Linked DNA regions of Homo sapiens: all the other regions are linked to region 1. Evidence: chromatin contacts called from ENCODE Hi-C or POLR2A ChIA-PET data. All regions are on one chromosome and are shown on one strand. The core of a region is the stretch at or near the end of the contact, and the rest is flanking DNA. Distances in the headings are between cores, read along the strand shown.

What was found. Hi-C counts contacts between places; a loop is a spot of excess contacts on that map. ChIA-PET counts read pairs that join two places held with the same protein, here RNA polymerase II (POLR2A). Pooled maps may share reads with other maps.
Region 2: a pooled map shows a loop between it and region 1 (7-fold over the local background). The contact joins the promoter of RILPL2 here to the promoter of KNTC1 in region 1. A Hi-C loop is called at or near these places in 3 of 37 single-sample maps with no recorded cell type and 9 of 50 pooled maps. POLR2A ChIA-PET finds 5 or more read pairs at or near these places in 2 of 52 experiments (B cell and CD4-positive, alpha-beta T cell).
Region 3: a map of naive thymus-derived CD4-positive, alpha-beta T cell shows a loop between it and region 1 (19-fold over the local background). The contact joins the enhancer-like site here to the promoter of KNTC1 in region 1. A Hi-C loop is called at or near these places in 1 of 168 maps with a recorded cell type or tissue (naive thymus-derived CD4-positive, alpha-beta T cell) and 7 of 50 pooled maps. POLR2A ChIA-PET finds 5 or more read pairs at or near these places in 1 of 52 experiments (MCF 10A).
Region 4: a map of naive thymus-derived CD4-positive, alpha-beta T cell shows a loop between it and region 1 (17-fold over the local background). The contact joins the promoter of CFAP251 here to the promoter of KNTC1 in region 1. A Hi-C loop is called at or near these places in 1 of 168 maps with a recorded cell type or tissue (naive thymus-derived CD4-positive, alpha-beta T cell) and 6 of 50 pooled maps. POLR2A ChIA-PET finds 5 or more read pairs at or near these places in 1 of 52 experiments (activated CD4-positive, alpha-beta T cell).

What each region holds. Positions count from the first base shown.
Region 1 is chr12:122,522,678-122,529,994 of GRCh38, reverse strand. It overlaps KNTC1 (kinetochore associated 1), which reads right to left and starts at 2,746. Exons shown (of 64, transcript NM_014708.6): 1 at 2,644-2,746; 2 at 1-4. It overlaps RSRC2 (arginine and serine rich coiled-coil 2), which reads left to right and starts at 3,059. Exons shown (of 10, transcript NM_023012.6): 1 at 3,059-3,147. The coding sequence starts at 3,142. RefSeq lists enhancers at 713-812, 2,920-3,379.
Region 2 is chr12:123,434,068-123,441,384 of GRCh38, reverse strand. RILPL2 (Rab interacting lysosomal protein like 2) reads left to right here and starts at 4,701. Exons shown (of 4, transcript NM_145058.3): 1 at 4,701-5,303. The coding sequence starts at 4,965. RefSeq lists a silencer at 4,695-4,954 and an enhancer at 4,796-5,725.
Region 3 is chr12:121,837,051-121,844,367 of GRCh38, reverse strand. HPD (4-hydroxyphenylpyruvate dioxygenase) reads left to right here. Exons shown (of 14, transcript NM_002150.3): 12 at 536-658; 13 at 4,320-4,436; 14 at 4,530-4,841. The coding sequence ends at 4,640. Among named protein-coding and RNA genes, the nearest start is that of TIALD, 16 kb to the left of the region's middle. RefSeq lists enhancers at 3,509-4,178, 4,850-5,520 and a silencer at 4,688-4,887. Within about 2 kb of position 4,712, at least 16 of the 41 ENCODE cell types and tissues checked have a DNase peak (open chromatin) inside an H3K27ac peak, as active enhancers do.
Region 4 is chr12:121,914,386-121,921,702 of GRCh38, reverse strand. CFAP251 (cilia and flagella associated protein 251) reads right to left here and starts at 3,111. Exons shown (of 22, transcript NM_144668.6): 1 at 3,008-3,111; 2 at 20-417. The coding sequence starts at 397. PSMD9 (proteasome 26S subunit, non-ATPase 9) reads right to left here. Exons shown (of 6, transcript NM_002813.7): 5 at 5,759-5,847; 6 at 3,406-5,419. The coding sequence ends at 5,392. RefSeq lists a silencer at 2,833-2,982.

The DNA of each region.
Region 1 (7,317 bases), core at 1,497-3,996:
TTATCTTGTTGCATAGAACCTGGTTCCTTGGGAAATGATAAAGCTTACTCACAAAACAAAAACAAAAGTCTAACATTAACATATACAGACATCTTAGTCTTCTTGTTATTGCTGTGGCCACTAAACACTTCGGGCCAATAACATAAATGGAACTAGAGCTATGATGGTTACCAGAGAACAACATATTGGTTTATGCACACAAACCAACAATTCTGATCTTACCAATGTATCTTAGAGCTTCCATTACTTTGTGTGTCTAGTTTGGAATTATACCAAGTTTTCATTAGAAATAAACCTTTAATTATACCAAGTTTTCATTAGAAATAAACCTTTCATTAGAAATAAACCTTTAATAGCAGCAAACAGTGTAGGTTTAGATGCCAGATTGTCAGGGATATCATAGGATGATAAGATTCCAGATGAAGTTCAGAAAAAGTCCATTGATGCTATCATAGTATTATTATACAACAAATAAAAATGATAAGGGGAGGAGAAAAAAATGAATTAGGTTTCTGGATCAAAGACTAAGCTTGAAACCTTATGAGGTTTACCCATCTCAAAAAGCAAAGGTTTACATAAACCATATTACCTGGAGTCTGGGTGGGAAAAGAACACTAAGGATAAAAACAATCCTTGGATCAAGACTGGTAGGGAATGATAATCAAATAATTACAATTGGTTTCATAAGTGCTACTAGAAGTATGTTTCAATATCTATAAAAGGTATAGCACAAGGTAGAAACAATTTCTGACTTGGTGCTCTTTCACAATGACTAGGCAGCTGTCCTTGGGTGATCACTTAATCTTTCTGTTCCTCAATTCTCTAATTTATAAAATAGGAATATACAGACCAGGCCGGCGCGGTGGCTCACACCTGTAATCCCAGAACTTTGGGAGGCTTAGGCAGGTGGATTATCTGAGGTCAGGAGTTTGAGACCAGCCTGGCCAACATGACGAAACCCCCTCTCTACTAAAAACACAAAAAATTAGCCGGGCGTGGTGGTGTGCGCCTGTAATCCCAGCTACTCAGGAGGCTGAGGCTGTAGAATTGCTTGAACCCGGGAGGCGGAGGTTGCAGTAAGTCGAGATCGTGCCACTTGCACTCCAGCTTGGGCAACAAGAGTGAAACTCCGTCTTGGAAAAAAAATATATATATACAGTTTGCCGTCAATATCCATGTGTTCCACATCCCTAGATTGCACCTACAGGCATAGCACATTTACACTGTTACGCAAGATAAGAAATCAAGAGATGATTTAAAGTATACAGGCAGATGTTCCTAGGCTACATGCAAATACTATGCCATTTAATGACAGGGACTTAAGCATCCTAGGGTTTTGGTATCTGTGGGAGGTCCTGGAACCAATCTCCCATGGATACCAATACCAAGGGACTAATTTAGTTGTACCCACCTGAAGGAGTTTTCTATTTTTCACTTCTGGTTTTTTGAGAGACGAGGGTCTCACTATTTTGCCCTGGCTGGCCTTGATCTCCTGGGCTCAAGCAATCCTTCTGCTTCAGCCTCCAAATGTTTTGAGTTTTAAATGTTCACAGAACAATGCTTGGTTGATGGCAAACATTCAATTTTAGGTGTTAGCTAATTTGTTATTGGGCTGAGAATTGAAGATCATAGTTTTATAAATGTTTAAAGAGTTCTTCCTAAGAGCATAAGCAAGGGAACAGAAACAAAACATGTTTGGAGAATAGAGAAGTTTCAGTGGCTGGTGTTTGGGTGGGAGTGAGGAGATGAAGAAGGAGGGACAGGTTGGAATGAATACCTTTATGGGTCTCAATTTCCCACATCTGTGAAATAGAGAAACCGCCCGTAACTGCCATATTTACTTATTCAACAAATGTTTATTGAATACCTATTTACTATGTGCCAGACACCTTTCTAGGAACTGGGAATATAGCTTGAACAGAACACAAAATGTCTTTGCCATTATGAAGTTTATGTTTTTGCGGGAAAAACGGACAAAAATAAAATTGTTAATACGTATCTTGTTATGCTACCTCCACAAAAAAGCAACTGCACAAATAATTACAAAAAGTGCTAAATGATTTGAAGGAAACAGTGATTAAATGGATAAGGTGAGGCGTCGCTGAAGAAGGATTTGTTTGGGAAGGGAAGGAGGTGACATCTGAGCTGAGACCTGAATAACAAGAAGTACGCAAAACTTAGGCGGAACGCGACGTAGGCAGAGGGAACAGAGTGCAAAGACTCGGAGGCTGGGTAGGAAGCGTTTGATGCTGCTGCCGGGTCAAAGCAAAAGCAGAAGACAGTGAGGGAGAGAGCAGTGGAGTCCAATAAAACCTCGACCTCAAGATTGAATTTTATTCTCAGTACAAGGGGTAGAAGGGGAACTCAGCAAACGAGTGGTCTGATTTTATAATTTTGAGATCACTCTGGCGGCGGAATGCAGAACAGATTCGCGAATACGAGAGAATGAGCAAGATGAAACACTTGTCAGTTAGGCCTCCATACTTAAACGCTCTCCGCTGGACATCGCCGCCAGCAAAAACCGACTCCAACCTCTCTCCTGCCAGCGTCAAGGGGAAAACAACAGGAACTGAGCAGAGGCTGCAGCTACTTCGTCCTGAACCCACCCCCAGTTCCCTACACAGCGCAGCTCCCCGTCCTCACCTGCAATTGAAGAAACTAAAGAGGAACACTCAGATATCTGGCCCCTCTTCCTGACTCACACAACCGCCTCTAGTCTTTAGGTTCCATGCCACAGGCTTAAATTGGCGGGAGAACACTAAACCCAACCCCTTTACGGCGGCCGGAAGAGACCAAGATTACTTTAGACTCGAAATAGGAAGTTGCCCCACCCTGAGTTCCGCCCATTCCGTTCTCCCGACTGCGCATTCCGGGGGTGTATTCTTGGCCCCGCCCTCTTCACGGTCTTTACACTCCCCTATGAAAGAACACCCAATCACCGCCTCGAATTGCGTTGTTATAGAAACTTTTGTTACCGCCCCTTTTTCTCCCAGCAAGCTGTGCGACGCGCCGGGCCTCCTCGCCTTTGTGCCATCCGGGTCTCTCGCGCGAGCGATTTAGTCTGAGGCGAAGCTTCGGAGCGGCCGGTACTGTTGAAAGCGACAAGTGGAGGCGCCGCTCTAGCGGCCGGGACTCTGAACTATGGCGGTAGGTACCGAATCTGAGTTTAAAGCCAGGGATATTTTTCTGCTACGTTCCAACAGTGGGTGAACGGCTCCCAGAACCTTGTTCGTGTGTATGTGTGTAGACAAAATGGCGCCGCGGCCTTCTTCTGCGCCCGCCATCATGGCTGCCTGCTGTAGGGAGGGGGAAGTAAGGCGGTGTTGGTGGGGGTGGGGAGCCGCAGGGAGTGCCTTTTTTTTTCCAGAACTTTCCTCCTCTCTTCCCCAACCCTACGTTCCTTTCGCCTCACTGAACTTCCTCCATTTTCGCTTATTCACCCTGGCTAGTGATTTATTCTAAGTTTTTTTTAGGGCCTGAGAATTTGCGGTGGAGAAAGGGGCTGGGGAAGAGAAAGACGATCAGGAGTGGTCTCTGAAAAGTATTGGGTCAAAAAGGCAGTGTCTGTAAAGGGTAGTGTGGGAGAAGAGAGCGACTTGTAGCTATTTTTTTTTTTGTACGCTCAATGAGATGCTTCTAGTTGCATAATTTCAATTAGTGTTCGTCCGTGTAAACCTTATTATTGTGTATTAACGAGCTAGGAAGGTATTGCTGAAAGGGAGTGAAAATTCAACTTAAAAGGTTGTGGAACTACCAATTCTGACTGATGCGCGGTTTCCGAAGTGGCCCGTGATGTAATCAATTTGAAGTCCGAGAAGCGTTACAGTTAAGTCTTGTCACTGACCTTGTTCCTTTAAATTTAAACCCTTCGTTGGCCGGGCGCGGTGGCTCACGCCTGTAATCCCAGCACTTTGGGAGGCCGAGGCGGGCGGATCACGAGGTCAGGAGATCGAGACCATCCCGGCTAAAACGGTGAAACCCTGTCTCTACTAAAAATACAAAAAAATTAGCCGGGCGTAGTGGCGGACGCCTGTAGTCCCAGCTACTTGGGAGGCTGAGGCAGGAGAATGGCGTGAACCCGGGAGGCGGAGCTTGCAGTGAACCGAGATCCCGCCACTGCACTCCAGCCTGGGTGACAGAGCGAGACTCCGTCTCAAAAAAAAAAAAAAAAAAAAAAAAAAAAAAAAAAAAAACTCTTCGTTGACCCCAGAGGAGCTACAGTTCGTAAATTATCTATTCTGAACAATAAGCCTGCGTGTGTATAAGATACCCAATTCTGACGGATCCACATTATTTTGTGCTTACCTCATTTTTATTCCGTTAAAAGGAAAATGTAAAGATTTTGCATTCCTTTTTACTGACTAAAAAATTACATCATTTTCGATAATAATTATGACTCTTAAACATAGTGATAGTTTTAAAGTTTGCTCTTCCTAACGATTGGAATGCCTGGGATTAGGCAGATGATTTTCTTTTTCCCCCATACCCCTCTATTATTTAGGTGATTGAGTTTAAACCCGTTTCTTTTACTGTCTTCCTTTGTTTAGTGTTTTGGGCCTCAGTATACTTAAAGAGTAATACTATTTTTCTTGGGTTGCAGGTTTTTTTGTATTTTTTCGAGACGGAGTTTTGCTCTTGTCGCCCAGGCTGGAGTGCGATGGCGCGATCTTGGCTCACTGCAACCTCCGCCTCCCGGGTTCAAGCGATTCTCCTGCCTCAGACTCCCGAGTAGCTGGGATTACAGGCGCCCACCACCACACCCGGCTAATTTTTTTATATTTTTGGTAGAGACGGGGTTTCACCACGTCGGCCAGGCTGGTCTCGAACTCCTGACCTCAGATGATCCACCCGCCTCGGCCTCCCAAAGTGCTGGGATTACAGGAGTGAGCCACCGCGCCCGGCCGGGTTCTAGTATTTTAAAAAGTGAATTTAAACATTTATTTATGCCGTGCCTTGTTCAATAAAAAGACAGTCCCCTAGAGAAGTGACCTAGTATTCAATCCAGTGCTTACCTCCTTCGCAGTGGAAAAAGATTTGTCTATGTTTCGAGCCGTTATTAGAGTTTGCAACAAAATGTAAATTATAAGAAACCAAAGTGGCTACCTCGTAGAGCCACTGCTGGAATAGAAGGCTGTTTTGCAGTTAACGTTTATGTGTACACATAGATTAGTACTAAATTAAAGCTTAGAAAATTTCAGAGCAATTTTAATACTCAGTTTTTGGTAGGTTTTTTTCCTGGATACCTGTATTATGCTACTATAAAATATCCTCAGGGAAATAAAAGTTTTCCATGGCCTCAATGACCACCTATCATTCCTATTTGTTTAGTGTTAAGATGGTTTTTGTTGTTGCTCTGTAGTATATTTTACAGATGAAAATGGTTGATGATGTAAGTTTAAGTTAGCCTATGTCACAGGGAGGTTTCTCTGTTGTCCAGCTTTGTGATGTTAAGCATGAAGTTAAAGTTAGATAAACCATTGCCTGAAAACTGCCTAGGCTAAGCACTAGATTTTCCATGAGAAGGTTGTTTTCGATTCTAGTCTTGTTCTCTGCAAAAGTAAATGGGATTTGCCACTAGTTAAGGAATTCTGTCTCTGGCAAAAGTGTCGTGCAACTGAGAGAAGTAATAGCGGTGCTTAAAATTTTCGAGATCACTTCTGTTTACCAAGTGTAAGCTGTACAAACACTCAGCAAGTAATAAATGAGTCTGAAATAGTCCTCAAGGATAACGATGAAAAAAAAAAGTGTCCAGAATTCATTGTGAAAAATCAGAATCATCCTTAATGATACAGCATTATTTATTAGTAGTAAACAGTAAAGATACGGAGATGCAGTATCATTTTAAGCAAGTCAGCTAATGTTGCTGGATCTCATCTGTGAAACGAGAAAGTTGAACTCTATTCTAAGGGGTGAAAACCTTTCAGCATAAAAATTTTATGGTTCCAGAAGTCACCCAGACTGGAGAAATAAGTACATATACAATATGCTGGCATGAGAGCCTCCCTGGTAGTTAATTTCTTACTGTTCTTTTTGTGCCATTGTTAGAGGAATAACACGTAATTTATGTCTTTCATCTCATAATTGAACTGCAAAACCTTTCTGTTTTTAATTTATCATTTTATTCCCTAAGTCTAGCATTGGTTTTGGCACATTTTTGACCCTTAGTAAATACTTGTTGAAGTAACTCGACCTCTCACAACTTCATTTATTAAAGTACAATACACCCATTTATTGTACTTGATACTTGTTTAAAATTTGTTAAAATACAATACCCCCATTTATTGTACTTGATATTTGGTATTCATTTTCTGGACTAACTTTCCTAAAGGAGGAAGTTCTCTAATGTGATTCCTCCTGCTGAAGACTATCGATTCCCTATTTATTCAATCCAGATTCCGTTTGATGTTATACGTGAAAAGTCCATAAACTGTTTCTGTAAAGGGCCAGACGGTAAATATTTTTGGCTTTGTGGGCCATGTGCAGTCTCTGTCACATTCTTTCCCAGGCTGGAGGGGCAGTGGCGCAATCTTAGCTCACTTCAACGTCTGCCTCATGGGTTCAAGCCATTCTCCTGTCTCAACCTCCTGAGTTGCTGGGATTACAGGCACGCCCCACCACTCTTGGCTAATTTTTGTGTTTTTAGTAGAAGCAGGGTTTTACCATGTTGGCTAGGCTGGTCTCAAACTCCTGACCTCAGGTTATCCGCCTGCCTCAACCTCCCAAAGTGCTAGGATTACAGGCATGAGCCACAACACTGGCGTTTTAAGTGCCTTTAGTTTTAACAGTTCAGTCTTTACAGTGCTATTTACTGAAGTTATTTATTAAATATGCCTAAAATAGTTTTAAAAAACGTAAAAAACCATTCCTAGCTCAAGGCCATACAGAAACAGAATGAGGACCATAGCTTGCCAACCCTTCCTAAGTAATCAATTCCCCAGGTGTATCAATTATTTTATTTTCATGTTATCTTCTCTGGTCAGATAGCCGAGCATTGTCTACCTTCTGCATTAGTTGAAACTTGTAAAATTTATATTGTAATAATTACTTATAAAATGCTTTAAAGCAGAAACAACTTAATGTTTTCATAGCCCAGAGCACATGTGAGGAGAGGCAGACCATATTTTGCAGCAGCACTGTGCCAAGGGGCTGTTTTCATTAAAGAGGGTTAATGACATTAAGATGAGGTTCTCACTTAGGTAAGTTAATTTTCTGTTTATTATTTTATAATATTCTTAGGGCATTGTTTTAAGATTTTATCGTCTTGAGTATCTTTAAGCTTTAACAACTCATTTTTGATGTTTGACATGTATGCTAATT
Region 2 (7,317 bases), core at 3,452-5,951, 910 kb before region 1:
GTGATTCTTGCACCTCAGCTTCCCAAGTAACTGGGATTACAGGTGCCTAGCACAATGCCCCACTAATTTTTGTATTTTTGGTAAAGACAGAATTTCACCATGTTGGCCAGGCTGGTCTCAAACTCCTGGCCTCAAGCAATCCACCCACCTCGGCCTCCCAAAGTGCTGGGATTACAGGCATGAGCCACTACACCCAGCTTTATTTTACTTATTTATTTATTTAAATTTTTTTTTCTTGAGACTGAGTCTTGCTCTGTTGCTCAGACTACAGTGCAGTGGCATGATCACAGGTCACTGCAGCCTGGAACTCTTGGGCTCAAGTGATTCTCCCGCCCCAGCTTCCCAAGTAGCTGGGACCACAGGTACGCACCATCACACCAAGATAATTTTGTTTTTGTTTGTTTGTTTTTGTTTTTTTGTAGAGATGGGATCTCACTTTGTTGCCTAGGCTGGTCTGGAACTCCTGGCCTCAAATAATCATCAGGCGTAAGCCTCCCAATGTGCTGTGGGATTACAGGCATGAGCCACCAGGCCCCTCAAAATTAACATCTCTTGACCGGGCACAGTGGCTCACGTGCAGCCAATCTCCAGAACTTTCTGATCTTGCAAAACTGAAACTCTATCCCCATTAAACGACAACTCTCCATTCTCCATCACCAGGTTGGCCAGGCTGGTCTCGAACTCCTGACCTCAAGTGATCTGCCCACCTCCATCTCCCAAAGTGTTGGGATTACAGGCGTGAGCCACGGCACCTGGCTCCATTTTTACTTTTTGTAGAGATTGTTCTCACTGTATTGCCCAGACTGTTCTCCAACTCCTGGCCACTGTGATGGCCCTTAGATGCACTTTGAGTTAATTTTTTGTATATGGTGAACTCCATTGGTTGAAAAGACTGTCCTTGCCCCATTGAATGGTCTTGGCTCCCTTATTGAAAATCATTTGCCAATATATGCAACAATTTATTTACGAGCTATTTTATTTTTCATTCTTTGTTATGGCTGAATACTATTCTATTGGATGGGCATACCCTCTTTTATGTATGGCAGGCCTAATATTTCATCTCAGTATTTAACCACTAGATGTTGTCACTCTGTGATTTGTGGACTTCTAGGCCCTTGCCCAGGAGCTTCGTTTTGATTATTACAACATTCCTGGCGGGGCACAGTGGCTTATTCCTGTAATCCTCGCACTTTGGGAGGCCAAAGTGGGAGGATTACTTGAGGCCAGGATTTTGAGACCAGCCAGGGCGACAGAACGAGGCCTTGTCTCTTAAAAAAAAAAAAGAAAGAAAGGCAGGGTGCGGTGGCTCATGCCTGTAATCCCAGCACTTTGGGAGGCCAAGGCAGGCGGATCACGGGGTCAGGAGATCGAGACCATCCTGGCTAACATGGTGAAACCCTGTCTCTACTAAAACATACAAAAAATTAGCCGGGCGTGGTGGCGGGCGCCTGTAGTCCCAGCTACTTCGGAGGCTGAGGCAGGAGAATGGCATGAACCCGGGAGGCGGAGCTTGCAGTGAGCCGAGATTGCACCACTGCACTCCAGCCTGGGCAACAGAGCAAGACTCTGTCTCAAAAAAAAAAAAAAAAAAAAAAAAATTAGCCAGGTATGGTGGCAAGCACCTGTAGGCCCAGCTACTCAGGAGGCTGAGGTGGGAGGATCACTTAAGCCCAGGAGTTCAAGGCTGCAGTGAGCTGTGATCATGCCACTGCACTCCAGCTGGGGTGACAGAGCAAAGCCTCATCTCTTAAGAAAAAATAGGCTGGGCTCATGCCTGTAATCCCAGCACTTTGGGAGGGAGAGGCGGGCAGATCACCTGAGGTCAGGAGTTGGAGACCATCCTGGCCAACAGGGTGAAACCCTGTCTCTACTAAAAATACAAAACTTAGCTGGGTGTGGTGGTGGGCGCCTATAATCCCAGCTACTTGCAAGGCTGAGGCAGGAGAATCGCTTGAACCCAGGAGGCAGAGGTTGCAATGAGCAGAGATCATGCCACTGCACTCCAGCCTGGGCTACAAGAGCAAAACTCCATCTCAAAAAAAAAAAAAAAGAAGAAGAAGAAAGGCTAAGCATGGTGGCTCATGCCTGTAATCCCAGCACTTTGGGAGGCTGAGGCAGGTGGATCATCCTGAGGTCAGGAGTTGGAGACCAGCCTGGGCAACATGGTAAAATCCCGTCTCTACTAAAAATACAAAAAATTAGCCATGCATGGTGGCGCGTGCCTGTAATCCCAGCTACTCGGGGTGGGGCTGCTGAGGCAGGAGAATCGCTTGAACCTGGAAGGCAGAGGTTGCAGTGAGCCGAGATCGTGTCACTGCACTCCAACCTAGGCAACAGAGTGAGGCTTTTTTATTTATTTTATTTTTTTATTATTTATTATTTATTTATTTATTTATTTTTATTTATTTTTTTTGAGACCGAGTCTTGCTCTGTTGCCCAGGCTGGAGTGCAGTGGCGCGATCTCGGCTCACTGCAAGCTCTGTCCCCGGGTTCACGCCATTCTCCTGCCTCAGCCTCCCGAGTAGCTGGGACTACAGGCGCCCGCCACTACACCCGGCTAATTTTTTTTGTATTTTTAGTAGAGACAGGGTTTCACCGTGTTAGCCAGGATGGTCTCGGTCTCCTGACCTCGTGATCCGCCCATCTCGGCCTGACTTTTTTATTTTATAAAAGTAAAATAGGCCAGGCAGGGTGGCTTACGCCCGTAATCCTAGCACTTTGGGAGGCCCAGGTGGGAGGATTGCCCGAGCTCAGGAGTTCGCGACCAGCCTGGGCAGCACAGTGAAACCCCATCTCTACTAAAATACAAAAAATTAGCCAGGCGGGGCGGCATGCGCCTGTGGTCCCAGCTACTGGGGAGGCTGAGGTAGAAGAATTGCTTTAACCAGGGAGGCGGAGGTTGCGGTGAGCCGAGATCATGCCACTGAGCTCCAGCCTGGGCAACAGAGCAAGATTCTGTCTCTAAATAAATAAATAAACAAATAAATAAAATAAAATAAAATAAAATAAAAAGAAACGACCCTCTGAAAATAGTGTGTTTTGTTAATTTGCTTTGCTTTTGTTGGTTGGTTTAATCTATGTACATTCTCCATTGAGATTCTAGTACCTCAGTGTGGAGAAAATGGATACACCTATCACAAGGAAAGCTGCCAATACATTCCTGGGAAAGACAAGCCCCGTTGCTGAGCTTTCTGCCTGAGACTATCACAAACCTCCAGTGAAACCTAAAATAACTTGAGATTTGTTGTGCCTTTTTTTTTGAGACATGATCTTACTCTGTCACCATGGTCCCACTCTGTCACAGGCACCACTCTGTGGTGAGATCTTGGCTCACTGCAGCCTCAACATCCCGGGCTCAAGTGGTCCTCCCACCTCAGCCTCCCGAGTACCTGCCACTACAGGCATGAACCACTGTGTCCAGCTACTTTTGTTTACTTTTTGTAGAGACAGGGTCTCACTATGATGCCCAAGCTAGTCTCAAATTCCTGGGCTCAAGCAATCCTCCTGCGTCAGCCTCCTGAAGTGTTGAGATTAAGGCATGAGCCACAGCGAATGACTCAAGTTTCTACGCCACTCTGCTAATATTCTCAGTAATATGGATTCCGCATATGTGTCGAATGCTTTGTGATTTTCAGACAGGGGTTTCTCTCTTGTTAATTACTCCTCCTTCTCTCACCCAAGTAGCAAGGTGTCTCCAACACCAGCAATTCCTCCCTAGCGCTGTGGAAGAAAGAATGAAGGGGCCGGGCGCGGTGGCTCACGCCTGTAATCCCAGCACTTTGGGAGGCCGAGGCAGGTGGATCACGAGGTCAGGAGATCGAGACCATCCTGGCGAACATGGTGAAACCCCGTCTCTACTAAAAATACAAAAAAATTAGCCGGGCGTGGTGGCGCGTGCCTGTAGTCCCAGCTACTCGGGAGGCTGAGGCAGGAGAATGGCGTGAACCTGGGAGGCGGAGCTTGCAGCAAGCCGAGATCGCGCCACTGCACTCCAGCCTGGGCGACACAGGGAGACTCCGTCTCAAAAAAAAAAAGAAAGAAAGAAAGAAAGAAAGAATGAAGGATTGCAGTCACGTATGTGAGTGCTTCCTAAGTGCTTGAGGTGTCGCACACATGATCTCATAAGCTCATGTTCCTCGCAGCAACCCTGCCACCTGGGTCCCGCTATTGTCCCCATTTTACAGAGGAGGAGACTGAGGCTCGGAGACGTTAAGTAACTTGCCAAGGTGACAGCGCTGGTTACGTGGAGGAGCCGAGGACCCAGCGAAGTGAGCAGGGCAGACATTCTCCATTTTATTGAGAGTCACAGCGAAGTCGGACGCCCCAGGCCCTAGTGACAATTTGCCTGGGAGTTTTCCAGATCCTCAAGCCTCGGGGACTCTGTCGCGCTGCCCCCAGCAGCTGCTTTCTGTTTGGCCGCAGGCTCCAGAAAACACCCTCAAAGAGACACCCGGATCTTCCATCACCTACGATGCAAATTCTACGGCTGGAAAGCACGAGGGTGGAAAGGAAAAAGTTGCGTTCTTTTTACCCCGCTCTGGATTGCACGGTGGAAACTCCGTCTCCACGGAAACGCACCTCCTGGCAGCGGTCGCCAGGGGCGGGGCTCAGGGCGGCTCCTCCCCGGGGCTGCAACTGTTCCCAGGCTGGGGCGATTGCCGTCACCCCTGAACTTCCCCGTTCCTCTTCTCGGCTGCCTCCTTTTCCGTTGTCCCTTCGCGCCCCAAACCACATCCTGGAGCGCACTCTCCAGCGTGGCTGGCAGCGGGGACGGTGCGCCGGGGCGCAGGCCCAAGAGTCGCGTGCGCGGCCCCTTGCACCATCCCCCCGGGCCCACCCCCGGGCCGCGCTGATTGGGCAGGTAGGGACTCTGCCCAGCGGAAAGTTTTGGGTGCCGGGAGGAAGTCTAACCTTTGGGAGACTCCAAGACAGCAGCTCCGAGGTCGGCGGGGGTCTGGGTGGCCATGGAGGAGCCCCCTGTGCGAGAAGAGGAAGAGGAGGAGGGAGAGGAGGACGAGGAGAGGGACGAGGTTGGGCCCGAGGGGGCGCTGGGCAAGAGCCCCTTCCAGCTGACCGCCGAGGACGTGTATGACATCTCCTACCTGTTGGGCCGCGAGCTTATGGCCCTGGGCAGCGACCCCCGGGTGACGCAGCTGCAGTTCAAAGTCGTCCGCGTCCTGGAGATGCTGGAGGCGCTGGTGAATGAGGGCAGCCTGGCGCTGGAGGAGCTGAAGATGGAGAGGGACCACCTCAGGAAGGAGGTGGAGGGGCTGCGGAGACAGAGCCCTCCGGCCAGCGGGGAGGTGAGTGTGGGAGCGAGGGTTCCGGGCCCACGGCGCCTGCGGGGCGTAGGAGGGCACCTACTGGCAGGGAGACGCCTTCCTTTTCTTTTCTCTTCTCTTTTCTCTTTTTTCTTTTTTTAAGAGATGGGATCTCGCTGTGTTGCCCAGGCTGGTCTCAAACTCCTGGCTCCAAGTGATCCCCCAGCCTCAGCCTCCTAGAGTGCTGGGTTTACAGGTGTGAGCCACCCTGCCTGGCCAGAATCTGTATTTCTAACGAGTTCGCAGTTAATGCTGATGCTATTGGCCCAGGGTCCACAGTTTGAGAACCTTTGACCTAGAGCAAGAAACACTTTTTTTTTCTTTTGACACAGGGTCCTGCTCTATCTCCCAGGCTAGAGTGCAGTGGTGCAAACACGGCTCACTACAGCCTTGGCCTCCTAGGCTCAAGCAATTCTCCTGCCTTGCCCTTCCAAGTAGCTGGGAGTACAGGCATGTGCCACCATGCCTGGCTAACTTTTTTGATGTTTTGTAGAGATGGGGGTCTCACCGTTACCCAGGCTGGTCTCAAACTCCTAAGCTCAAGGAATCCTCCCACCTTGGCCTCCCAAAGTGCTGGGCTTGTGGATGTGAGCCACCACACTTGGACAAGAAACACATTTTACCTAAAGAGAAATTAGTGCATATGACCACAAAAAGACATAGACAAGAAGATTCAGAGCAGCTTTAGTCTCAGCTGCCAAACTGGAAACACTCTAAATGCAACCCAATTGAGTTTTGAAATTGTGATATATGGAATACTATGCAACAGAGAAAAAGAACGGGGTGCTGATACACACAGCAGTGTGAATGAATCTCACAGATGTAACATTGAGAGAAAGAAGCCAGGCACTAAAGAGAAACTACTGTAGATTTTTTTTTTTTTTGAGTCAGAATCTTGCTCTGTTGCTCAGACTGTAGTGCAGTGGCGTGACCTCGACTCACTGCAACCTCCACCTCCTGGATTCAAGCGATTCTCCTGCCTCAGCCTCCTGAGCAGCTGGGATTGCAAGCGTGTGCCACCACGCGTGGCTATTTTTTTTTTTTCTTTTTTGGTAGAGACGGGGTTTCACCATGTTGGCCAGGCTGGTCTCAAACTCCTGGCCTCAAGTGACCCACCCACCTCAGCCTTCCAAAGTGCTGGGATTACAGGCCTGAGCCACAGCACCCAGCCCTACTGTACATTTAAATAAAATTCATGAACAGGCAAAATAATTTATAGTTATAGAAGGCAAACTGGTGGTGGGGGGAAAAGAAGGGAAATTGATAGAGAGCTAGAAGTGTCCCATATCTTAATCAGGGTATGGATATAGGGATCTACACATATGTTAAAAATCATCTGGCTGGGTGCTGTGACTCACGCCTGTAATCCCAGCACTTTGGGAGGCCAAGGCGGGCAGATCACAAGGTCAGGAATTTGAGACCAGCCTGGCCAACATGGTGAAACTCTATCTCTACTAAAACTACAGAAAAAAATTAGCCGGGCGTGGTGGCGGGTGCCTGTAATCCCAGCTACTCGGGAGGCTGAGGCCGGAGAATTGCTTGAAACCGGAAGGCAGAGGTTGCAGTGAGCCGAGATCGCGCCACTGCACTCCAGGTTGGGTGACAGAGCGAGATTTTGTCTCAAAAAAAAAAAAAAAGTCTTTTTTGCGGGGACAGCTTTCTCTGTCATCCAGGCTGGAATACCATGGTGTGATCACAGCTCACTGAGGCCTCAAACTCCTGGGCTCAAGCAGTCCTCCCACTTCAGCCTCTCCAGTAGCTAGGACTACAGGCACACACCAACCACCTGGCTAATTTTTGTATTTTTGTAGAGATGGGGGTCTCACCATGTTGCCCAGGCTGGTCTCGAACTCCTGGGCTTAAGTGATACGCCCACCTCAGCCTCCCAAAGTGCTGGGATTACAGGCCTGAGCCACCATGCCCAGCCTAGTTTTTAAAATTCTTGTCGAAACTCATTAATTTTATGACCTACTAGCAGGTCTCCAGCCACAGTTAA
Region 3 (7,317 bases), core at 3,463-5,962, 690 kb after region 1:
AGGGAATACGTAGAAAGTGCTCAGGCCGGGCTCAGTGGCTCACGCCTGTAATCCCAGCACTTTGGGAGGCCGAGGTAGGTGGATCGCCTGAGGTCAGGAGTTCGAGACCAACCTGGCTAACATGGTGAAACCCCATCTCTACTAAAAATACATAGCTGAGTGTGATGGTAGTCACCTGTAATCCCAGCTACTCAGGAGGCTGAAGCAGGAGAATCGCTTGAACCGGGAGGCAGAGGTTGCAGTGAGCTAAGATCGTGCCACTGCACTCCAGCCTGGGCAACAGAGACTCCATCTCAAAAAAAAAGAAAAAAAGAAAGTGCTCAAGGCAGGCACATGGTGAGTGTTCTATAAATCTAGCAGTTGTTGTTCTAACGGGGCCCATGACAGAGAAGAAAGGGGAAGAGGCCACACAGCATCCTGGCAGTTGAGGGGAGCTAGGATAGGGACCCTGTATCCTGATGACCCAGCACCTCCACCTGGCTAGGGGAGTTGAACTTGGAGGCCGAAGGCTGACCTCAGCTTTGCTCTGAAACAGATTCGCCACTTGAGAGAGAGAGGCCTGGAGTTCTTATCTGTTCCCTCCACGTACTACAAACAACTGCGGGAGAAGCTGAAGACGGCCAAGATCAAGGTGAAGGAGAACATTGATGCCCTGGAGGTGAGGCCCAGGCAGGATCCGCAGCCTTGTGGGGGGAGTATGAGCTCTGCATTGCATCTTTTCAGAAATATTGTCTCAGCCCGGAGGGGAGCCCAGACCAAGTCCCTGCTGGCAAAGGACATTTATTCTAGGGTCTATGTGGGAGGAGGAGACAGATGACAAACAAATAAACAATAAAAGCACGGTCAGAGATAGTCAGTGCAGGAAGTTCAAACAGGCAGCCTGGGGCTGCTTTACAGAGACTGGTCAGGGAGGGCCTCTCTGAGGAGGTGACATCTGAGTGAAGTCTAGATCATGAGCGGGAGCTGGCCATGTGAACAGCGGGAAGAAAGGCATTCCTGGCAGAGGGATCAGCAAGGGCCGAGGTAGGAGCATGCCCTGAGCGTCTGAGGAACAGAAAGAATAGGCTAGAGTGGATGGGAGGCTGTTTTTGAGCGATGACCTAGGTCAGACAGGTAAGCAAGAGCCAGTTCCTCTTGTGAGCTATTATTCAGGAATCTGGATTTTGTTCTTTTGTGACCAGAAACCACTGGAGGGTTTTTTGGTTTGGTTTTAGCAGTGTTATTGACATATGTCACATAACATGTCATTTTTTTAAGGTGTACAATTCTATGATTTCTAGCTATTTGCTATGTTGTGCAACTATCATCAAAATCCATTTTAGGACTGGGTGTGGTGGTTCATGCTTGTAATCTCAGTACTTTGGGAGGCCGAGGCGGGCGGATCATGAGGTCAGGAGTTCGAGACCAGCCTGACCAACATGGTGAAACCCTGCCTCTACTAAAAATACAAAAATTAGCCAGGCGTGGTGACACATGCCTGTAATCCCAGCTACTCAGGAGGCTGAGGCAGGAGAATCACTTGAACCCGGGAGGCGGAGGTTGCAGTGAGCCGAGATTGCGCTACTACATTCCAGCCTGGGCGACACAGTGAGACTCTGTCTCAAAAAAAAAAAAAAAAAAAAAAAAGATCCATTTTAGGACTAGGTATGGTGGTTCATGCCTGTAATCCCAGCACTTTGGGAGGCCAAGGCAGGTGGATCACTTGAGGTCAGGAGTTTGAGACCAGCCTGGTCAATATGGCGAAACCCCCATCTCTACAAAAAGAAAAAAAAAAATTAGCTGTGCGTGGTGATCTGTGTCTGTGGTCCCAGCTACTGGGGAGGCTGAAGTGGGAGAATCACTTCAACCCAGGAGGTAGAGGCTACAGTGAGCCATCATCAGGCCACTGCACTCCAGCCTGGGTGATACCCTGTCTAAAAGAAAAACAAAAACAGTTAGGCCAGACACAGTGGCTCACACCTATAATCCCAGCATTTTGGGAGGTTGAAGTGAGAGGATTGCTTGAGGCCAGGAGTTTAAGACCAGCCTGAGAAACACAGGGCGACCCTGTATCTACAAAAAAAACAGTTTTAAAAAATTAGCTGGGCATGGTGGTTCGTGCCTGTAGTCCCAGCTACTCAGGAGGCTGAGGTGAGAGGATCACTTGAGGCCAGGAGGTCAAAGCTGCAGTGAGCCATGATCAGGCTACTGCATTCCAGCCTGGGCAAAAAATCAATTTTAGAACATTTTTGTCACCCCAAAAAGAAACCTTGAGCCTCTTAGCCAGCACCTCCCAACCCCCTCTGTTCCCTTCCCCCCTCCCACCCCAGCCCTAGGCACCATTAATCTACCTTCAGTCTCTATAGATTTGCCTATTCTGGACATTTCATCAAAAGGAATCACAAAGTCCAGGCACGGTGGCTCATGCCTGTAATCCCAGCACTTTGGGAGGCTGAGGTGGGCGGATCATGAGGTCAGGAGTTCAAGACCAGCCTGGCCAACATGGTGAAACCCTGTCTCTACTAAAAATACAAAAATTAGCTGGGTGTGATAGCAGATGCCTGTAATCCCAGCTACTGGGGAGCCTGAGGCCGGAGAATTGCTTGAACCCAGGGAAGGGGAGGTTGCAGTGAGCCGAGATCGCGCCATTGCACTCCAGCCTGGGCGACAGAGTGAAACTCCATCTCGGAAAAAAAAAAAAAGGAATCACAAAATAGGCCTATTGTGAGCAGCTTCTTTCCCATAGCATGTGCTCAAGGTTCATCTGCGTGGGGTGTGTGTCAGTGCTTCGTTCCTTTTTGTGGCTGAAAAATATCCCATTGTATAGATAGACACACATTGTTTATCTATTCCTCGTTGATAGATATTTGGGTTGTTTCCACTTTTGGGGTGTTATACGTAATGCTACTGTGAACATCTATGTACAAGGCTCTGTGTGGACGTGTTTTCAATGCACTTTGGAATATATCTAGGAGTAGCTAGGTCACATGGTAATTCCATGTTCCCTTTTGTTTGTTTAGAGATGGAGTCTTGCTTTGTTTCCCAGGCTGGGGTGCAGTGGTGCGATCTTGGCCCATTGCAACCTCCAGCCTCCTGGGTTCAAGCAATTCTCCTGCCTCAGCCTCCCCAGTAGCTGGGATTATAGGCGCCCGCCACCACGCCCAGCTAATTTTTTTTTTTTTTTTTTTGAGACAGAGTCTTGCTCTGTTGCCCAGGCTGGAGAGCAGTGGCCGATCTTGGCTCACTGCAACCTCCACTTCCCGGGTTCAAGCGATTCTCCTGCCTCTGCCTCCTGAGTAGCTGGGATAACAGGCGTGTGCCACCATGCCCAGCCAATTTATTTTTATTTTTATTTTTAGTAGAGATGGGGTTTCACCATGTTGGCCAGGCTGGTCTCGAACTCCTGACCTCGGGTGATTCACTCACCTCAGCCTCCCAGAGTGCTGGGATTACAGGCGTGAGCCACCTTGCCCAGCCTAATTTTTGTATTTTTTTTTGTAGTGACTGGGTTTCCCCATGTTGGCCAGGCTGGTCTCGAACTGAGCTCAGGTGATCCACCTGCCTCGGCCTCCCAAAGTGAGCCACCATGCCTGGCCACCCCCTTTTTTTTTTTTAATCCGTATTTTAAGGAAGCAACACTATATGTTTAACTTTTTGAGAAGCTGCCAGACTGTTTTCCAAAGTGGTTGCACCATTTTACAGTCCCACCAGCAGTACATGAGGGTTCCGATTTCCACTGGAGGATTTTAAACAGGGGAATGACATGATCCGACTTTTAAAAGATCCCGCAGCAGGTCATGGTGGCTCACGCCTGTAATCCCAACACTTTGGGAGGTCGAGGTGGGTGGATCACCTGAGGTCAGGAGTTCGAGACCAGCCTGACCAATATCGTGAAACCCCGTCTTACTAAAAATACAAAAATTAGCCGGGCATGGTAGCCTGCGCCTGTAGTCCCAGCTACTCGGGAGGCTGAGACAGGAGAATCGCTTGAACCCGGAAGGCGGAGGTTTCAGTGAGCCAAGATTGCGCCACCGCACTCCAGCCTGGGTAACAGCGCAAGGCTCCGTCTCAAAAAAGAAAAAGAAAGTGTCCTGATAATGTCTGCGGGGAGGATGGATTGTAAGGATACAAGATTAGAAGCGGGCAGCAGTCTTGAATGGTGCCTTAGGAACTGTAGTAGGGGGATAGTAATAGGACAGTTTGGGGATATATTTGGAGGTGGCTGAACTGCCAGAAAAAGAGGTCATTTCCAGACTTTTGGGGTGCAGGAGCCCCTGTGGACTTTCCAAGGATCTCACCGTGCCAGCCTCCCCTAGCAGAGCCCCCTGTCTCCCGCCTAGGAGCTGAAAATCCTGGTGGACTACGACGAGAAAGGCTACCTCCTGCAGATCTTCACCAAACCGGTGCAGGACCGGCCCACGCTCTTCCTGGAAGTCATCCAGCGCCACAACCACCAGGTACTGCTTGTCCCCGGCAGGCCCGAGGGGACAGGCAGCTAGCACACTCGGTTTTCTGGGTCCTTGGCTCATCTCCTCTCTTTCCCGCCACAGGGTTTTGGAGCCGGCAACTTCAACTCACTGTTCAAGGCTTTCGAGGAGGAGCAGAACCTGCGGGGTAACCTCACCAACATGGAGACCAATGGGGTGGTGCCCGGCATGTAAGCCCCGCCCACCCCACGGAGGCCACAGCCACACAGCCACGCCCCCTGATTCTGGAACTCGCCCAACTTCCCTACTGGCTGCTCCCCTTGGGTCCCGCCCACCAGCGGACTCGGCCCCCAAGGCTCCGCCCACACTGACCACGCCCCTCGGCGGGGCCGCCCTCTGCTCCAGCCCTCCCGATTAAAGCGTGCCCCGGTCCAATACTGTGTCTGTGTTTGTGTTGCGCATAAGGCAGTAGTGCCTTATGGCAGCCAGGGGGAGGCCAGGGCGGCCGCCAGCGCCGCGGGACCGAGGAGCTGCGGGTGCCAGCGCTTTGCCAGCGGGACCACGCGGAGAGGGGAATTCTGGAACCAGGGAAGGAAGGGGACTTGCTCTGGAGGGAAAGACGGATGACACTGCTTTTGTAGAGAGATAAACGCGATTCAGACAATAAAGCAAGCGATGAGCCGGGCGTGGTGGCTCACACCTGTAATTTCAGCGCTTTGGGAGGCAGAGGTGGGAGGATCGCTTGAGGCCAGGAGTTCGAGCCCAGCCCGGTAACATAGCAAGACCCCGACCCCCCTGCGTCTACACAAATAACAAATAAAAATTAGCCTGGCGTAGTGGCGCACACCTGTGGTCCCAGCTACTCAGGAGGCTGAGGTGGGAGGATCGATTGATGGACAGAGGTCTAAGCTGCAGCGAGCCCTGATCCTGACACTGCACTCCAGCCTGGGCAAGAGTGAGACCCTGTCTCAAAAAAAAAAAAGGCAGTTGATGAGAATATGTGGAAGCGAAGATCGCAGGGGAGCTAATTTTGATAACGGAAGACCTCTCCGAGAAGGTGACATTTGGGAGCCAGCCATGGGACCATGCTCGGGAAAAGGATTCCAGGAAGAGCGAACGGAGAAAGGCCCTGAGGTGGGGTCAGAGTTTGGCAGCATCTTGTCTGCCGGCTTGATGATCTCTTTTTGTTGTTGTTGAGACGGAGTTTCGCTCTGTCCCCCAGGCTGGAGTGCAGTGGTGCGATCTCGGCTCACTGCAAGCTCCGCCTCCCGGGTTCACGCCATTCTCCTGCCTCAGCCTCCCGAGTAGCTGGGACTACAGGCGCCCGCCACCACGCCCGGCTAATTTTTTGTATTTTTAGCAGAGACGGAGTTTCACCTTGTTAGCCAGGATGGTCTCGGCCTCCCAAAGTGCTGGGATTACAGGCGTGAGCCACCGCGCCCGGCCGATGATCTCTAAAGATGAGCTGTCTTCAGTTTTGCTACCCAGAGCCCAAACCTCTGAACACAGGAGAGGGGAGAGTGTTAGACAAGGGACTCTAGGGGCAGCATCCCTGCTCATCAACTGTAGGATATGGTCCCTTGGTTCCTGGTCTCAGAGATAAAGCAGGTAGGAGGGGCCTGGTATCCCAGTCCCTGCCCTCAGCAGGGCAGTGCCCATGACCACCCACGCAGCTGCACTGCCCCAGCCTTGCCCGCAGTGAGGACTTCTTTTGGAAAGGGGCTTGTTCATACTCATAGAAGAGTGAGTGATCCTTGCAAAAGAATGAGGCAGCTGGGTCCTAAAACCCTAGGAAGGAGATTCTTTCTTCAAAACCAGGTAAGAGTTGGTGGTGGGCAAATTTGGCCTCTTTTTTTTTTCTTTTTCTCTCTTTTTTTTTTTTTTTTAGACAGAGTCTCACTCCATTGCTCAGGCTGGAGTGCAGTGGTGTGCTCTTGGCTTACTGCAACCTCCACCTTCTGAGCTCAGGTGATCCTCCTACCTCAGCCTCCCAAGTAGCTGGGACTATAGGCATGTGCCACCACGCCCAGCTAATTTTGTTTTTATTTTTCATGGAGATGGGATCTCACTATGTTGGCCAGTCTCGAATTCCTGGTCTCAGGTGATCCGCCCACCTCAGCCTTCCAAAGTGCTGGAATTATAGGAATGAGCCACTGTCTCTGGCCTCTTTCTGCTTCTAATGCTTGAGAACCCTCCGTGAGGATAAGTCAACTCAGAGCTAGGAGGCAGCAGAGCTCAATAGAAGAAAAAAATACTCTGAGTTGGTATAATGGTGGGAATTGGGGATTTTTTTCAGATTATAGAAGAAATCAGAGCTTCTGGGATCACGAACTTCAGAAATAAAGAGATCAGAGAGAACCCAAAGGATTCCGTGCAAAAAAAATACTCCCCCTCTATTCTCCTGTGACTTAATGTGAAGAAGGGAAATTGTATAACCCAGAAGGATGCAAACTAGTGGCTTACAGACCAAATGTGGCTCATAGACCTACTTCGTTTTGCCTGCATGGTTTCAAACAAATTTGAGTCAACATTTTAGAAAGTTGGGCACATATGGCCAGGTGCGGTAGCTCATGCCTGTAATCCCAGCACTTTGGGAGGCTGAGGCAGGTGGATCACTTGAGGTCAGGAGTTAGAGACCAGCCTGCCCAACAGGGTGAAACCTCGCCTCTACTAAAAATACAAAAATTAGCCGGGAATGGAGGAGGGTGCCTGTAATCCCAGCTACTCGGGAGGCTGAGGCAGGAGAATCCTTTGAACCTGGGAAGTGGAGCTTGCAGTGAGCCGAGATCACGCCTCTGCACTCTAGCCTGGGTGGCAGAGTGAGACTCCATCTCAAAAATAAATATTGGGAGGTCAAGGTGGGTGGATCACCTGAGGTCGGGAGTTCAAGACCAGCCTGGCCAACATGGTG
Region 4 (7,317 bases), core at 1,862-4,361, 610 kb after region 1:
AATTAAGATGACTACTTACTGGGAAAATTCCTGATGTGATTGACTGGGAATCAGTAATCTGTGTCTCCAAACGGATCATGGACGCTGTGACTTCTTGGGGCTCTACTGTGGTTTCTTCCTGTATTCCTGAAGCCTCCTTCTCTTGGACTTCTCCAGCCTTTTCCTCAGTTTCTTCCATGACAATCTTTTTGTCCTCCTTCCCCTCCTCCTCCCCTTCCTCCTCGCCCGTTTTCCTCTCCTCCTCCTGAGACTCTCTCCATGCTATTGTGTCATCTTTTGATTCCTGTTGTGGATCTTCTACTTCTTTATAATTTGGATTAGGTTCCTCCTCTTCTTTCATTTCTGTTTCTCCATTTTCTCCTGTTGCTTCTCGGGGAGCTTCTGCTGCATCTGACATTCTTCTCTGTAGAGTTTCCTCTAGAGAGATTTTGACCATAATAACCAGCTGGCCCTCAGCTTCCCATTTCCATCTCCTAGTGCACTAACCTACTGATGAAATGTGCATAAATGGCTCTGTTCCCTTTCCATAGGAATAAAAAGAATGTCATGTTTCTGACCAGGCACGGTGGCTCATGCCTGTAATCCCAGCACTATGGGAGGCCAATGCAGATGGATCACCTGAGGTCAGGAGTTTGAGACCAGCCTGGCCAACATGATGAAACCCCGTTTCTACTAAAAATACAAAAATTAGCTGGGTGTGGTGGCAGGCGCCTGTAATCCCAGCTACTTGGGAGGCTGAGGCAGGAGAATCGCTTGAACCTGGGAGGCAGAGGTTGCAGTGAGCCAAGATCATACCATTGCACTCCAGCCTGGGTAACAAGAGCAAAGTTCTGTCTCAAAAATAAAAACAAAAAAAGAATGTCATATTTCTGGCCAGGCACAGTGGCTCACGCCTGTAATCCCAACACTTTGGGAGGCTGAGGCGGGAGGATCAGTTGAGGTCAGGAGTTTGAGACCAGCCTGGCCAACATGGTGAAACCCCATCTCTACTAAAAATACAAAAAGTTGGCCGGGCGTGGTGGCTCACGCCTGTAATCCCAGCACTTTGGGAGGCTGACGCGGGTGGATCACGAGGTCAGGAGATCGAGACCATCCTGGCTAACACGGTGAAACCCCGTCTCTACTAAAAATACAAAAAATTAGCCGGGCTTGGCGGTGGGCGCCTGTAGTCCCAGCTACTCGGGAGGCTGAGGCAGGAGAATGGTGTGAACCCGGGAGGCGGAGCTTGCAGTGAGCCGAGATCGTGCCACTGCACTCCAGCCTGGGCAACACAGCGAGACTCCGTCTCAAAAAAAAAAAAAAAATACAAAAAGCCTGGTGTGGTGGTGGTGCCTGTAATCTGAGCTACTCAGAAGGCCGAGGCAGGAGAATAGCTTGAATCTGGGAGGCGGAGGTTGCAGCGAGCCAAGATCATGCCACTGCAGTCCAGCCTGGGCAACAGAGCGAGACCCTCTCTCAAAAAAAAAAAAAAAAAAAAAAAGTCACATTTGTGGGAAACCTTTTTTTTTTTTTTCTCTTGAGACAGAGTTTTGTTCTTGTTGCCCAGGCTGGAGTGCAGTGGCACGATCTTGGCTCACTGCAATTACTGCCTCCAGGGTTCAAGCTATTCTCCTGCCTCAGCCTCCCGAGCAGCTGGGATTACAGGCGTCTGCCACCACACCCAGCTAATTTTTGTATTTTTTCAATGGAGGCAGGGTTTCACCATTTTGGCCAGTCTGGTCTTAAACTCCTGACCTCAAGTGATCCGCCCGCCTTGGCTTCCCAAAGTGCTGGGATTACAGGCGTGAGCCATCACGCGCAGCTGGGAAATCTTAAAGTATATGTATTTGTGGCCCAGATCTTAAAAATACTGATCCAGGGCCTGTCAACTTTCTGGGAATAAACACCTTGTAGCCTTTTTACTCATTTAAAATATATTTATATTCCCACAGGCAGCAAAATGCATAACCCACATATTAGCAACAATTCTAGAAACAGGAATACGAGAAGAAGCAGGGTAGCCTAGTGGTTAAAAGCAAGGGCCTTGCTGTCAGCTTGTCCTAGCATTGAATCCCATTTCCACCACGTACTTGCTCTGTGACCTTGGGCAAGTCACTTTACCCCTCAGAGTCTGCATTTTCTCATGGGCAAAATGAAAAGAATAATCCTAAATTCTAGGGTTGTTGTAGAGAAGTGATAACATATATAAAATGCTCATCACAATTCTGGCACATACAGCTTGAAAAAATGGTAGCAGTTGTTATTATTTGAGAGAAAAGCAACCCTAATGTGCAAAGAAATGAACAGTTTGAAAGCCTTCTGGCATATTCTCCATTTATTCCTTACAACAAACAAGAGTTTGAACTAGGAAAACAATAAGGATGGATACTTTATCCCTAAAGAGTTGGACCCCGAACAAAAAAAATCCCTACATTTTCAGTGACATTAGAATAAGAGAACTCAACACTTTGAAAATAAAGTCCCAGAGAGTACAGAGTAGAAAAGGTATTTCTATTTCTTAATTTCTTTCTCAGCACTAAATGTATCAGCTCCTCAAATTCATCTCTGGTAAAAAAAAAATAATAATAATAATAATAAATAAATAATGAATGGATAAATGAGTTTGAGGCTCTGAGAGGTGAAGTGACTTATTCAAGATGACACCGCTAGTAAGAACGAGATTTCTCTGGCACTTAGTTTCTCCAGCTGAAAAATCACTGCTCTGAATCAAGTCTAGGGCTCTCACCACCGAGCCTCTTTTGACTGAGCCCAACTTCGCCGGCGCGTCTGGACAGCCGGGTTCGAGCCGCAGGGGTTTGGGGCAGGGGTGCCAGGTGCGTGGCTCTGCGAGGGGATTAAAGCCCAGGTGCGGCCTCTGCCTCCAACTCAGGTCTCCCTGGGGCCGCCCCAGGCCCCACAAGGGCCAGGTCGGGTGAGCGCCCCCCAAGGGGCACCAGACCCCGCCAGGTCGGGGGCCCCCTCGCCAGGGCCGCGTGGCCTCCGCCCCGGACTTACAGAGAGCACCCACCCCGGTCTTCAAAAGGCCAGAGTCGTCCCGCCGCCTGGACCCCTCAGCCACCTCCCGGGCCTCCTTCCAGCGGCCGCCACCTTCTCCACCAGCTCCCTAGTTCTGGTTGCCACCCAAGCTCCGTCCCCATGGCAACCGCCACCGCCGGAAGCGACAGGCCCTAAAGCGACAGGGCAGGGCGGTGGTCACGTGCCAGGAAACGGTGACGAGCGTGCCCGACGTGCCTCCTGCCGGTCGCTGGCGGCATAGACTTTCCTCGCTTTTCTGTCCTTCCTCCGCTCGCACGATCCCACCTTTTCACATGGTCCCGTCCCCTAAGAAGCTGCAGCGGCCAATACTGCCAATTTTTACTTTCCGCAACCTTGGCAAGATGGGGTGGAGAAGTATGAACTCGGATACAATGCTCTTTTCCAAAAGCAAACTGAATTTCCAGGTCTCATGGATGCAGCACACAACCGTCCTGCCTGCCTCCTCACCGGGCACCGCGTGTTGCAGACAATTCCAGCTGGCTGGGGGCAGATATGACACAGGGTGCACCAGCTTGCGGTTCTCAGCACAAAGCGTTTCCGCAAAACCGGTCTGGCTATATCTATTAGGATCATTCCACGTCAAAGTGGCTCTCCACTAACATCTCATGGAAGACGGCAACAGGTGGCCACACGGGTTTCCACTGGGACCCCTGCAGGAAACCAGCCAGAGCCACTGAGGCAGAAGGCTCTCTGCTGCTGTCATTTTAGGAGAATGTGAATAATTCTCCCCGCCCACACTGCCATGCCCCAGTGATGGTAAATTGATTAATATGCATACATCTTAAAATAAAAAAGAAAGGATAAACTGGGCAAGCTGTGTTTATTATAGTCTGAGACTTTATAAAAGAGACTGGAAAATACGTGGAATTAGAACATGCAATTTAAACAGCAAACATTGGTAAACACAGCATGTCTGTGGCTACCAGAGGGGAATACGTATGGCTGTCAGGTCAAATAGAGTTTGAGGGAATTCGCCCAATAGGAAGGCTTTGGAATTGAGTGTGAGAACCTGTGGCTGGAAGCACACAGCAATACCAATCCCATCAAGGCAAGCTGGTATCTGTATCCAACCACAGCAAAACCAGTCCCAAGGAACACAGGGCTTGCCTGGCAGAACTGCCAAAACAGAAAGCGGTGTGCAAGAACTGGGGAAATGAACACTGATACCATGGAGAGGAAAAAATAATTCAAAGTATTGGCAGGAATCCCTGAGAACCATTTTACCATCTTAAAAGAGACAAAAAATAAAAGGGAGGAAGAATAAGCATTTTCAAGAGGTCTGATCTACTCGTTCCTATCCATACCTCAGCGGTTTACAAAATAGCGCTGATCTCAGGGCATAGCCAGGAGGTTCAATTATAAAAAGTCAAACTAGCAGTGGGCTGGGCGCAGTGGCTCACGCCTGTGATCCCAGCACTTTAGGAGGCCAAGGCAGGAGGACTGCTTGAGCCCAGGAGTTCGAGACCAACCTGGTCAACACAGGGAGACCCTGTCTCTACAAAAAATAAATTAGCTATGCATGGTGGTGCACGCCTGTGGTCCCAGATACTTGGGCGGCTGAGGCAGTGCCCACAGCGTCAAGGCTTCAGTGAACCTTGATCACGACACTGCACTCCAGCCTGGGTGACAAAGCAAGACCTTGTCTCCAGAAAACAAAAACAAAAACACACAAAAACGGAGGGGTTCTTACTAGCGAAGTGAAAGGAGCTTGCTGCCCTCTGGTGGGTTCCTAAAGAGGAAGCTGACAGGACACCACGCTGGGCCACCTGGGAAGCCTCCAGGCTTTCCCTGTTCTCCAAAGGGAGCTACTATGGCCCTGACAGCCCAGCTGCTGAGGAAGCACAGTACTTAACCATTTCCGTATCCACAGCAGCAAGGCCTCAGTGCAAAGAAATATGTTGGTCAAAGCCTGACTTTGCAATTGCTAGCCTGTTTTGCCCAACTTTCTATGAAGCTCTTCTGACCCCATCTGAGCTTTGGTTTGGGAGGGTCATAAGAAATTCAGCTGGGGTGACAACAGGGTCATATCAGCACTGTAAAACTCTTTATTAAAAATAATAATAATAATCACACCAGTACCTGCCAGAATAACTTCCGCCCACTTGCCCACAATCCAGGGAATTCCTATTTAGGGCCGTGGCCTAATTTGTGAAAGAGGCCAAGCCTAAGTTTTTAAGAATGCCTTAATCCAGGGAGATTACACTGGTGGGCCACAGTACTGCCACCACACAGAAGTTCAGGTTACAAGCCTCTTCCAGATCCTTATGCTTCAGGGAGAGAAGACAAGTTGGAAATCCCTAGACCCAAGTCCAGGGCAAGGGAAGATGCTTTCCTGTTACTGTTCCCCAGGGACAATCATCTTTGCAGAGGAATAATGTTGCAGCTGGAAGAAAGAAGAAAAGGAATGGCGTAAGTTTGGAGGCTCCCTTCAGGAAGGTCAGAGGCTGAGCCCTTCTGACCTTTTCACCAATGTTCTTTCATTCTTTTAAAGCAAATGCCTAGTGCATGAATGAACTGGAGAGACTCCCAGGAGAGACTCTGGGGCTCCCTCTGCTTCTAGAGCTGTAGTCTCGTTCCTACCACGAGGATTTATCTGCAGTTTCCATGCAAACTGGGGATTCCCATTATTCCCCAATGTCTCCCCAGCCTTCCCCTCCAGCTTCATGTTTAACAAACACTCAAATGATGCCCCAGTGAGAATGAACAGAAACAGATACTTTACCCCAGCAGTCCTTTTCCTGCCCAGCGTGTTGGAACAAGTCTAAGCTGGTGTTTTTCCCCCCTGCGGATCACTGTCACATTCAGGGGCTTCTGAAAAGAAAATAAGCTCATTTCGTGTTCAGCCTCGTTAGTACTCAGAGATGCAGGCTAAAATGCTGAGATCCCATTTTTTGCCTATCAAATTGGTAAAGATTTACATTTGCAGCATAATCCTGTGGTTGGCGAGAGGGTGGGGAACGTGGCACTGCACTCTCAGGGCAGCCAGGGTGCTGACCTCAGTACCATCTTCCTCAAAAAACACGTGTCCCACCACCAACGATCTTTAAAAGGTACATCCAAGGTACATAGTACACAATTGCAAGATGACATACAAATTACAAGACATACAAATGCCTGTAATCCCAGCACTCTACAAAAAGTATAAAAATTAGCGAGACATACAAATGAAATGTTCATTCCAGGACTGTGTAGAAATTCAAAAACTGAAAACACCAGAAATGTCCATCAATAGGTATTGTTCAAATACAGTACAGAGAATGAAGGGTTTTAGTCAAAACAAACCAAAACCCCACCAAAGTATGAACCTATTTGATAATATTTTCTTTCTTTTTTTTTTTTTTTGAGACACAGTCTCACTCTGTCACCCAGGCTGGAGTGCAGTGGCACAATCTTGGCTCACTGCAACCTCTGCTTCCCAGGTTCTAGCAATTCTCATGCCCCAGCCTCCTGAGTAGCTGGGACTACAGGTGCCCGCCACCACACCCGCCTAATTTTAGTATTTTTAGTAGAGACAGGGTTTCGCCATGTTGGCCAGGCTGGTCTCAGAACTCCTGATCTCAGGTGATCCACCCACCTCAGCCTCCCAAAGTGCTGGGATTACAGGTGTGAGCCACCGTGCCCGGCCGATAATATTTTCTAAAAGGACACCTGTGTTGCTCTAGTGTGCGAAGTTTTCTGGAAGAACATGGAAAAACTTGTTAAGAGTGGTTACTTCCAGAGAGGACTAGTCCTTTGGAAAAAGAAGATGTTTACTTTTATATATTTCCATATCATTAATTTTTTAACCATGCGTATGTATTGCTTTATTTTTCTGAGACAGAGTCTTGCTCTGTTGCCCAGGCTGGAGTGTAGTGGTGCAATCTCAGCTCACCGCAACCTCAGCCTCCTAGGTTCAAGCAATTCTCGTGCCTCAGCCTCCTGAGTAGCTGGGACTACAGGCATGCAGCACCATGCTCAGCTAATGTTTCTGTATATTTAGTAGAGACAGGGTTTCACCATACTGGCCAGCCTGGTCTCAAACTCCTGGGCTCAAGTGATCTGCCCACCTCAGCATCCCAAAGTGCTGGGATTTTGGGCATGTGCCACCACACCTGGCATGTATGTATTACTTTCTTTTTTTTGAGATGGGTTCTCTGTCGCGCAGGCTGGAGTACAGTGGCACAATCTCGGCTCACTGCAACCTCCGCCTCCCCGGTTCAAGCAATTCTCCTGCCTCAGCCTCCTGAGCAACTGGGATTACAGGCACGTGCCACCATGCCCAGATAATTTTTGTATTTTTAA